Linked DNA regions of Homo sapiens: region 2 is linked to region 1. Evidence: read pairs that join two places in POLR2A ChIA-PET (ENCODE). Cell type or tissue: GM12878. All regions are shown on one strand. Each heading gives the region's core, and the rest is flanking DNA. Links, peaks and the distances in the headings are about the cores only. Region 1 overlaps RERE (arginine-glutamic acid dipeptide repeats). Region 2 overlaps RERE (arginine-glutamic acid dipeptide repeats).

Region 1 (5,383 bases), core at 225-5,224:
GCCATTGTACTCCAGCCTGGGCAACAAGAGCGAAACTCTGTCTCAAAAACAAAACAAAACAAAACAAAAACTCAACAAGTAATCATTTCTTAAAGATGTGTACACAAGGTGAGTCTAAAAGCCTATCAATAGTCTTTTGACTGTGCTACTCTGAAATCCATTGGTCTGTCTTGCCTTTGAATGAATGGATCTTCTACTCAGATGTGATTTTGTAATGTCATGCATTGGTTTTATAGAGAATGTCAGTTTACTCAGTTCTGCAGATCTTTCAAATATCAACCAGTTCTTTATACAGCATTTTTTAAAAATCATATTAATATCACCTATCTCATAAGAAATGCCTTTCAGTGTAGAGAAGCTGTCAGGCTCAGAGTGGTGAGTACAAGCTTTTCGAAATTCTAATTTTTACTTGAAAGTTCAAATCTTAGCCTTGTCAAATAGTATCAGTGTTTTCCTTGAAATAACAAGCTCACTTAATTCATCTTCAAGAAAGTTTCTGCCAAATGCCCACGTCTGAATGACCACAGTTTGTCTGTCAGTTGTTCTTTCAAAGAGTAACTGATATTCCATGAAAAAAGTGGCTAGCTTCGCTTCTAACTCAAATGTCTCGACGGAACCAAGGCTTCTCCTCAAGACAATCACTGTCTTTTGGTATAGGGCAGAAGACTTTTAAGTCGGGAAGCCAAGTCTTGGGATTAAAAAATACTAATAGGCTGGGCGAGGTGGCTCACGCCTGTAATCACAGCATTTTGGGAGGCCGAGGCAGGTGGATCACCTGAGGTCAGGAGTTCGAAACCAGCCTAGTCAACATGGTGAAACCCCATCCCTACTAAAAACACAAAATTAGCCATACCGGGTGGTGTGTGCCTGAATCCTAGCTACTCGGGAGGCTCAGGCAGGAGAACTGCTTGAACCCGGGAGGCAGAGGTTACAGTGAGCTGAGGTCACACCATTGCACTCCAGCCTGGGCAAAAAAAGAATGAAACTCCGCCTCAAAAAAAAAGAAAGAAAAGAAAAGAAAGAAAAGACAAGACAAGAAAAGAAAAGAGAAATAATAATAATAATAATGAGGTCCACAAGCTATGCTCTGAGAAGCACTGATTATGGCACATTCTGAACTTCAGCAAGTGCTGGAGGCTAAAATTCATCTAGAAGACTCCAGCTTTCTTCTTTGATGAATAACAACAGTAGCTAACATTTCAGCACTTACTATCTGTCCTAGGTGCTCTACAGTATTATCTCATTTCTAGGTATTAAGGCATTTAATTCATGTTTTGATATTAACAGACATGTTAGTATTGCTATTCACAGAAATTCAGGTGTCTTTCTATCCTGTGTTCAAAGCAACACAGCACTACACGTGGTGGTGCACACCTGGAATCCCAGCACTCTGGGACGCTGAGGCAAGAGGACAGCTTGAGCTCAGGAGTTTGAGACCAGCCTGGGCAACAGGCTTTATAAAAAATGTTTTTTTAATTAGCTGGTCACGGTGGCACGCACCTATAATCCCACCTACTCAGGAGGCTGAGCCAGGAGAATCACTTGAGCTCTGGAGTTTGAGGCTGCAGTGAGCTATGATCACACCACTGCACTCCAGCCTGGGCAAAACAGAGCTAGACTGTCTTTAAAAAAACAAACAGGCCGGGCGTGGTGGCTCACCTGAGGCAGGCAGGTCACCTGACGTCAGGAGTTCAAGACCAGCCTGGACAACATGGTGAAACCCCACACTACTAAAAATACAAAACTTAGCCGGGCGTGGTGGCAGGCGCCTGTAGTCCCAGCTACTCAGGAGGCTGAGGCAGGAGAATTGCTTGAGTCTGGGAGGCAGCGGTTGCAGTGAGCCAAGATCATGCTACTACACCCCAGCCTGAGTGACAGAGCAAGACTGTCTCAAAAAACAAACAAACAACAACAACAACAACAACAAAACATAGCTACTAAAGAGGTTTCTGCTTGGATGTACAATGCTGCTGAATTAACAAAGTAGGTCTAGTCAAAGCCAGGGTGGTCATCAACTTCGGAAGAAAAATCCAGACCAAAGGCAGTATGAATCCTAGCCAAGACATATAAAGGATACTACTGTATGAATTAAGAAACCAAAGATGCAAGTAATATCCAGAATAATGCAACATACACACACATCTATCTTTATCCTCATCTTAAGAGTTTTCACATACGTTATCTTAAATCTAGGTGTAGGCCGGGTGCGGTGGCTCGTGCCTGTAATCCCAGCACTTTGGGAGGCTGAGGTGGGCAGGTTACCCGAGGTCAGGAGTTCCAAAACAGCCTGGCCAATATGGAGAAGCCCCACCCCTAAAAATACAAAATTAGCCAAGCGTGGTAGTGGGTGCAGTAGTGGGCACCTATAATCCCGGCTACTTAAGATGCTGAGGCAGAAAAATTGCTCAAACCCAGGAGATGGAGGCTGCAGAGAGCCGAGATCCCGCCAGTGTACTCCAGCCTGGGGGACGGAGCAAGACTCTCTCAGAGGAAAAAAAAAAAAAAAAAAAAAATCTAGGTGTATTATAGTTACATAACAAACACAAGCAAAATAATAATACTAGCTATCAATTACTAAGTGCTTTCTATGCTGGGCACATATTATTTCATTATTCCACGACAACTCTATGAGGCAGTATCTCCATAGGTAATAATAATAACAATACTAATTTTAACATTAATAAAGCAACTAATATATCCATTGAACATTTACTATGTACCAGGCATTGCAAGGTAAGCAATTTCCATTTATTTTCTTATCTAATCTTACAGGCGACCCTGTAAGATAGGTGCTATTGTAGTAAGTGTACAGGTCAGGTCACTGAAGCCAAGAGACGTTACGCAGTTGCCCAAGATTAAACAGCAAATAAGTGGAGAAATCAGGAATCCTACTCAAGGTCAGCTGACTCCAAAGTCAGAGCTCTCAATCACACTCCCATATGGCAGAATGATTAAGTTACTGAACCAAAATCACACAATTAATTACAAACAGAATGATGAGAATCCATATCCCTTTCCCTATTTTGGTTCTATGTTTATTTCAAACACCCAAGCAAGACAAAATGATCAAAAGAATTTTTTTAAGTTTGAAAGTCATGATGAAAGAGAAAAACCTATCAAAGTTAGAGGCCAATGTATATAATACTCTTGAAATGACAAAATTACAGAAATGGAGACACATTCGTGATTGCCAGGTGTTAGAGATGGTGGGGAGAGGGAGGGAGGCGGAGGGTGCGACCACAAAGGGAGAGCTTTGTAGTGATGGATAGCTCTGTCTCTTCATTGTTGTGGTGGTTACACAAAGCTATCCATGTGATAAAATGGCACAGAACTACACGCACACAATCTACTAATGCCAGTTTCCTGGTTTTGGTATCGTATTACAGTTACAAAAGATGAGACCACTCTGTGGTATCTTTGCAACTTCCTGTGAATCCAAAAAATTTAAAGTTTTAAAAAAGTCAAATGAAGGGGGGGATATACTACAGGCAGATGGGAAATCAGAAAGAACACCAGACATGAGAAAAGCTGATTAAAGGACAAACAGATCAACCTCAAATTACACTGTACACAGCTGAACCAGTAACTGAAGAAAGAGGGCCACAGCTTATTAGCAATGAGATTCAAGAAATTAACTCCAAGTGACATATTTATTTTTTCCTTATGTTTACTAAGGATTTCTGCTGTGGATTCATCATCTTGGAGACATCTTTATACTGTGAATCATATTACAAAAACCGAATTAAGAAGTGTCACTATCATCCCCAGCAAAAGAAGGAATTTCTCTGTGTAGCTAATGTAAATAATATGTTTTTCAAAACAACTTAAGTTCAGCCTACATTATTCTACAAATCTTTGTTTTAGAATATGAAAAAAATAGTTCCAGAAGCCAAATTACAACAATAATGGTAAGTTGTTGTTTTTATTCCTGAAGTATTAAAAAAACAGAAAGTCATTGTATATGAAATCTGATACAAAAAAACCCCAGTGTAACAAAGCAGTATCCATAGCAACTACAACTTAATATTTCAGTCCTCTTCAACTGCAGTGGATTAAATAAAATGACAAGATGTTCCCTTTGAAAAGTAACCTGTTACCATGGAAACGTTTTATTCTAAGAAGTAAACAGGGAATGGACAGAAAGGAGCAGGGAGCCTGTAAATGAATATCAAAAAGGGAGAAGCATCTTTGCAGAGGAGATGGAGGTGGCGATGGCAGGCAAAGGGAGGGTCTGTGAGAAGAGCATGCCTGCTAGATGCAGGATCCCAGCCCAACCCAGAGGCTTGGCCCAGAACATGATGCGGCCACTTCTTCACCCTGAAGAAAGGGGAAGGGGCAGGAAGGCAATGTTCTGTGAACATTCACCAAAGACGCCCAAAGATCTCTATGTGATCACGGTGACTGCTTAAGATAGGCACTTGATTCTACAAGGGAAGATGAGGGAGGAGGATAGAGATATGGGAAGAACACATGAACAGAAGGCACCACCATGAAGCAACTAAGGGCAAGAGCTGACCCCCTCATTCAGCCCCTCCCCAAGCCTTGGGTCCTAACAGTCGTGTAGCCTGTGGCCCATTCCCAAGGTGCTGGGACAGAAAAGGCTCAAGTCAGACCCTTGTTCTGTGGCTGGCGTCATGTATGAATGAGATCACTGAGAAATCTCTCTCCCTGTCCTTCAGATGGTAAATATCACACAGCAGACATTCTTATCTTTTCCACAGGGTATTAAGTTGAGCAGGAAGACTGACATGGCATCAACAGAATGAAGATCTTAGAAACGCTACTTAGTACACATTTAGAAAATGACCACAGAAGAAGTCTGTGGGTCCAGAACAAAATACACTACATTTTAAGAAAACCAAAAGGCAATTTATCAGAATCACTTTTTTAGATGGATTGTGAGGTAGGAGTGAAAGCGAGGATTAAGAAGGAAGACTAGTGCAATATGCTGGGTTTCTCAATTTTCCCCAGCATGAACACATACTTCAAAGCTGCCCTGAACAAGTCTGAAATTTCTTTTTAAAATCTAACATAGTATCTTAAAAAGCCATGCGAATGTTGTATTCTATCCCATCATATATTCCCATTCATTTTTAGAGAAAAATTTCCATAAATCTGAATAAAATCATTGTGCTGGCCGACTCTGGGCACACTTTCTGTGGGTTAGCCCTGCTCCTTAAGAAACAGCAATAAATAAATAAACAAATAAACAAACAAACATTAAAAGAAACATCATTGTACTTCCTATTAGGATCTCCCATGACACTGTCACACCCACACCTGAGTCTAGATGTTCAAAAGCAGGGAAAGAGCATGGTCTTCAGAATTAAATGAACCTGAATTAAAATTTTAGTATCAGGCCAGGCATGGTGGCTGGCTCATG
Region 2 (5,383 bases), core at 243-5,242, 65 kb after region 1:
GGTATTACAAACGCATTGAACTAATCTTTGAATATATGCTGATAATTAAATTCCATTATGGTTTCTAACTTTAAACCTAAAGGCAGGCAACACTGAAATCAAGTGTCATCCACTGTGCCCTCACATATGCCATGAAATGTCATTTATATTATATAGTTCACTTCCAATTACTGAATACACCAGCCAGAGCATCTATCACTAATATTAAAACAAGCAGAACCCAGCAGTAGAGCAGTGGAAGGCATCACATGGTTTAAATGGATTTCTCACCTTTCAAGTGTCAAGGGGTCTTTCCAAGAACATCTCACTTAGGGGGTTGTTGGCCTTTTAACAAAGGAAGCTGCTCCAGTTGAAAGAAACATTCAAAAGACAAGACATGCTGTAAAGCACAGCTCAGAGCTAGAGACATCTGCCCCTTGTGTTAAAACACAAAACAGTAAAAGATCCTTTATATGAAAAATAAATACATGTAAAAATTGAGCTTTTGTCAAGGTTACTAACAAAGAAGTTATGTTAATATCTAAGGAGCCCTTGTTTAGGCACATGCCCCACAGAAATTAGGGAGCCCTCCTGTCCAGAAGATCTATTAATTTCCCAGTTTTTAAGACCAAAGAAATGTTTCTTGAAATCCTTGCTTGGAGCCCCAAAGTTAAAGCAGCCATCAAGCACAAAGCTATGCCCCACTGTGTTCCGCTGTCTGTGTCCATGTCTGTTACTCACGCAGAACCACCACGATTAGCACAAGTTAAATTTCATGGCTACGTAGAAATGCACATTCCAGCTCTCTGCCTACTACCATCACATGATGATCTTTAAAACAAGAATCAAGAAAACGTTCCTAATCCTCTGTGTTCAGAAAAGCTTTTACTGTCAAAAGAAAACTTTAATAGCTGACTCTTGGTAATTAACACATAATAGAGCCACCACTAACCTATTAACAATATTACCGTATTCTATAATTGGAGGGTAAAAATTAGCTATAGAGGGAATTGTAGGAAATCATTTTCTAGCTCTACCATCAATGTTATGTCAGATAGGCTAACAAGAAAAACTGTTAGAGTTCTAAATGGCAGTAAATAATTATTGGAACATAAAATGAAACAACGCCCAAGAAAATTCAATCTGACCACACAGAAGAAAAGATAGTGGAACCAGGCCTAGGGAATTTATAGAGACTACTGCCTCTGCATTAATAAAGAAATCATTATCTGGTAACTATAACTCAAATCAGGCTCTAGAACAATGGTTCTTAACTTTTGCTACAACTACCCCATCTGAAATCTGCATGCCATGCAAACTACTGCCTAAGGCGGGGCACAGTGGCTCACGCCTGTAATCCCAACACTCTGGGAGGCCAAGGCAGGTGGCTCACCGGAGGTCAGGAGTTCGAGACCGGCCTGGCCAACATGGTAAAACCCCGTCTCTACTAAAAATACAAAAATTAGTTGGGCGTGGTGGCGCATGCCTGTAATCCCAGCTACATGGGAGGCTGAGACAGGAGAACTGCTTGACCCTGGGAGGTGGAGGTTGCAGTGAACTGAGATCGCGTCTGGGATCCAGCCTGGGAGAGAGAGAGCAAGACTCCATCTCAAAAAAGACAAAAAGAAAAAACACAAGATAAAGGATGCTTAAAACCTAACCAAGTATCAACAGTAAAATCGAAGGACACTTAGAAAATTAACTGACATTATAGACAACGTCAAGTAATTTGACATCATCTCTTCTTTGAAATTCACCATCCCATCATGTGAGCCTATGTATACAGCTCCTAGTAGCGGATAAAGTAGGCAAACTTACATGAAGAAAGAATTCCATTACTATAAGCTATCATTAAACAACTTAAATATCTAGAGAAAATTCATGAATAATAACTGAGGTGATTCAGAGTCCACAGCATAACCAGTTTAATTGCATTTACCACATAACTGGTCCATATACACTGGAACTCTGAACGTGCTAGACGAGTGAAAGCAAATGTGAAAGCTTTTATTTCAGTTCTAATGTACTGCATAATAAAATTTAAAAACACACACAACTAAAATGTGGATTAAATCCAAAAACTATAATTTCATTAAATTGCATTATAAGATTTTCACTTACTAAAATACAGAAAATGTTTTCTAATATGCATTGGACTTTTTTAGTTATACTTTACATGTGAAATGCAGAGATTTTTAGATACACTATTTAGTTTTTATAAAGGCTCAACTCAAAACAGTTCTATCACTCCAGAAAGTTCTCTCAAGCACTTTCCCAGTCAATCCTCACCCTACCCATAGAAAACCTCGATCTAGCTAGCTAGCTAGCTATTTTTGGAGACAGGGTCTCACTGTGTCGCTCAGACTGGAGTACAGTGTGGTGTGATCTCGGCTCACTGCAAGCTCCACCTCCCAGGCTCAAGTGATCCTCCCACTTGAGTTGTGTGCCACCATGCTCAGCTAATTTTTTTATTTTTGTTTTTGTAGAGAAGAGGTGTCATTTCACTATGTTGCCAAGACTGATCTCGAATTCCTGGGCTCAAGGGATCCTCCTCCCATCTCAGGCTCCCAAAGTGCTGGGATTACAGGTGTGAGCAACCAGATCCTGCTACTACTCTGATTTCCATCACAGATTAATCATAGGGCAGATTCATATTTAACTTTTTAAGAAATTGTCAAACTATTCAAGTGGTTGTACCATCTTCATTGCCACCAACAATGTATGAGAACTTGCATTCCTGACAACCTTGCTAACATTCAGGGTTATCCATCTCTTCAATTTAGCCATTCTAGAGGCTGTTTTGGGGATCTTATTGTGACTTAATTTGCATTTCCCTGATGACCAATAATGATGGGCACTTTTTCATGGGCTTATCTGCCATTAATGTGTCTCTGTTTAAGACTCTGTCAATTTTAAAACACTGATTTGGTCTTATCCTATAAGAGTGTTGTTTGTTGGAAGGTATTTTTTTAAATGTATTCTGCATCCAATTGCTTTCTCAGACATATGAGTGACAAATATTTTCTTACAGTCTGAAGCTGCCCTATTTTCATAACAATGTCTTTTGATGAATTCCAATTTTTTTCATTTGTGGTTAGTACTTTCTATCCCCTCATTAAGAAATCATTGCCTAAATGAAAGTAAACACACTCTCCTGATTTCTTCTACAAGTTTTTATAGGTTTGAGATTATATTTAGATCAATGATCCATCTCAAATTAATGTATGGTATGAGGTTGGGTTATATCCTGTTTTTCACATAGGGATTATCCAGTTGTTCCAGCCCATTTATTGAAAAGATTTTTTTCCCACTGAAAATAATTTGATCATATATGTGTGGATTCATTTAATTTTGCATTCAAGAGATATAAAGCACATCTCAGTCCACAGGATCACTGGCATTTTAATCTTACTTTGTATAGTATTACCAATATTGGAAAGCATCATTTCCTAATATTAATATACCTCATATTTACATGAAACAAAATATTGGTGTAATAGGTACATAGAGATTTTTTTTCCATTTGAGTTATGCAATTACACTTCTTAAATATATTATTATTTAATATGTATGCATATACACTGGAACTGTTGTGACACTTTTAATGGCTAATGTTCATGTTTATAAAATATGTAAATTTTCAGCTATTAATATAATTGCTTGCTGGTATATAATATCAGATAAAATGTATATAACAAAAATAATCATATAAAATAACACCGTTTCCTCAAATCTCCAACCTCAGCTACCACACAGTTGCTCCTCTGGTTCAATGTAAAATTTTCCTCAAAAGTTAATATATTTTAAGTTATTATTTTAAAGAGAGAGGGTCTTGCTGTGTTACCCAGGCTGCAGCGCAGTGGCTATCCACAGGGCTGATCACAGCACACAATAGCCTTAAACTCCTGGGTTCAAGCAATCCTACCGCCTCAGCCTCCCAAGTATTAATGACTGGGACTATAGGTGTGTATCACTGTGCCTGCTTTTTTTTTTTTCTCTCTCTTTCTTTAAAAACTTTTTTTCTTTTTTTTTTTTTGGGGGGTAGAGACAGGGTCTCACTGTGTCACCCAGGCTGGTCTCAAACTCCTGGCCTCTACCTCCCAAAATACTGGGATTACAGGCATGCTCCACCACACTTGGCTATTATATTTTAAGGGTTACTTTCTAAACCATAGGAAAATTAGCTGGGTGTGGTGGTGGGCACCTGTAATGCCAGCTACTGGGGAGGCTGAAGCAGGAGAATTGTTGAACCTGGGAGGCAGAGGTTGCAGTGAGCTGAGACTGTGCCACTGCACTCCAGCCTGGGAAACAAGAGTGAAACTCCATCTCAAAAACAAACAAACAAAACACACACACATACACCCTGAAATCTCTAACACTGATACCGGGCAGGGGTAGTGGTCACGGTATAGAGAACAGCATATTCTCACCATCAAAGGTGAAATTTCACAGGCCAATTAGGGTACTGATTTAAGATGATAGGACCAGGGTCTCTTTTACATAGATCTGAGCCTGGCCTAGGAAAAATCCTAGAAAAAACTTACATGCTTGTACCTCTGACACAGACTAGATCATATCAATGGGGGTTGGGGACAAAAGCCAACTAGCAAAGGATAAAACGATTCCTCTGTCTGATCTTGTCTTCAGTATCTATTTCTCCCTCATGGTTTATACAGGAATGGTGGCAGCCATGAGAGATAATGGGTTAAGATTTAAGAACTCAAGTGTCTGCGGTCCTGGGGCTTAGTAAAACTCTGGTTCAATAAAAACTAACATACTAGAAGTACTAGAAGGATGGTAGCATTGGCAGCATAGTTTACAAATGTCCCTTAATCCCCACACAAAAACAGATTAGAGAGTCAAAGCAAATTCCTGCTGACACACAACAAAATTCAGAAATAAGGCATCTCTACAAACCGCAAAATATAAGCAGGTTGGAAGGGATAAACTACCATCAGCCATAAGATCTCTGGATATGAGCATCTGCACGAGAGAAAACAGAATCAATCAATGAGATATGGGATACAGCTAAGATCAGGAGGACCGTAAAATAGCTACCAGGCAATGAGGAAGGCCAATGTGTGAAGAGCAGCTGAAGCCTGGTGGGGTTGCCCATGCCGACAGCAGGTCAGAACCCCCAGAGACCTTGCAGGGCTAAAGGGGCTGAAGTCATCTAGACACTTTTGAACTCTTCAAAACTGGCCCACCATAGCTCCCTGCCGGCACAAGGAGCCAAGGCAGGGGAGAAACTACCAGTAATGGAATATAAATTCTGCAAAAAATACAAAATAATTTAAATTAATTAAATAATTTAAATAAATTAAAGAAAAAAGAAGATCCAAATGAAAGTGAAGGAGAGGAACAGAGTCAGAAAATCACAGCAAGCTGCCATTTTTTTAACACT

Evidence for each region. Peaks named below come from ENCODE experiments on the same cell type or tissue, not always from the same donor. Only the 100,000 strongest peaks of a DNase experiment are listed, where the experiment ranks them.
Region 2: POLR2A ChIA-PET joins it to region 1 with 7 read pairs; 3 of 35 experiments call an interaction of 5 or more read pairs at or near these places.

Annotation. Positions count from the first base shown.
Region 1 is chr1:8,513,737-8,519,119 of GRCh38, forward strand. The region is part of intron 7 of RERE (arginine-glutamic acid dipeptide repeats); the gene reads right to left. Among named protein-coding and RNA genes, the nearest start is that of SNORD128, 22 kb to the left of the region's middle. In GM12878, for the core only: no CTCF peak of the experiment used is centred there; no DNase peak of the experiment used is centred there; H3K27ac peaks cover 848 bases.
Region 2 is chr1:8,578,414-8,583,796 of GRCh38, forward strand. All of the region lies in intron 4 of RERE (arginine-glutamic acid dipeptide repeats), which reads right to left. Among named protein-coding and RNA genes, the nearest start is that of SNORD128, 86 kb to the left of the region's middle. In GM12878, for the core only: no CTCF peak of the experiment used is centred there; no DNase peak of the experiment used is centred there.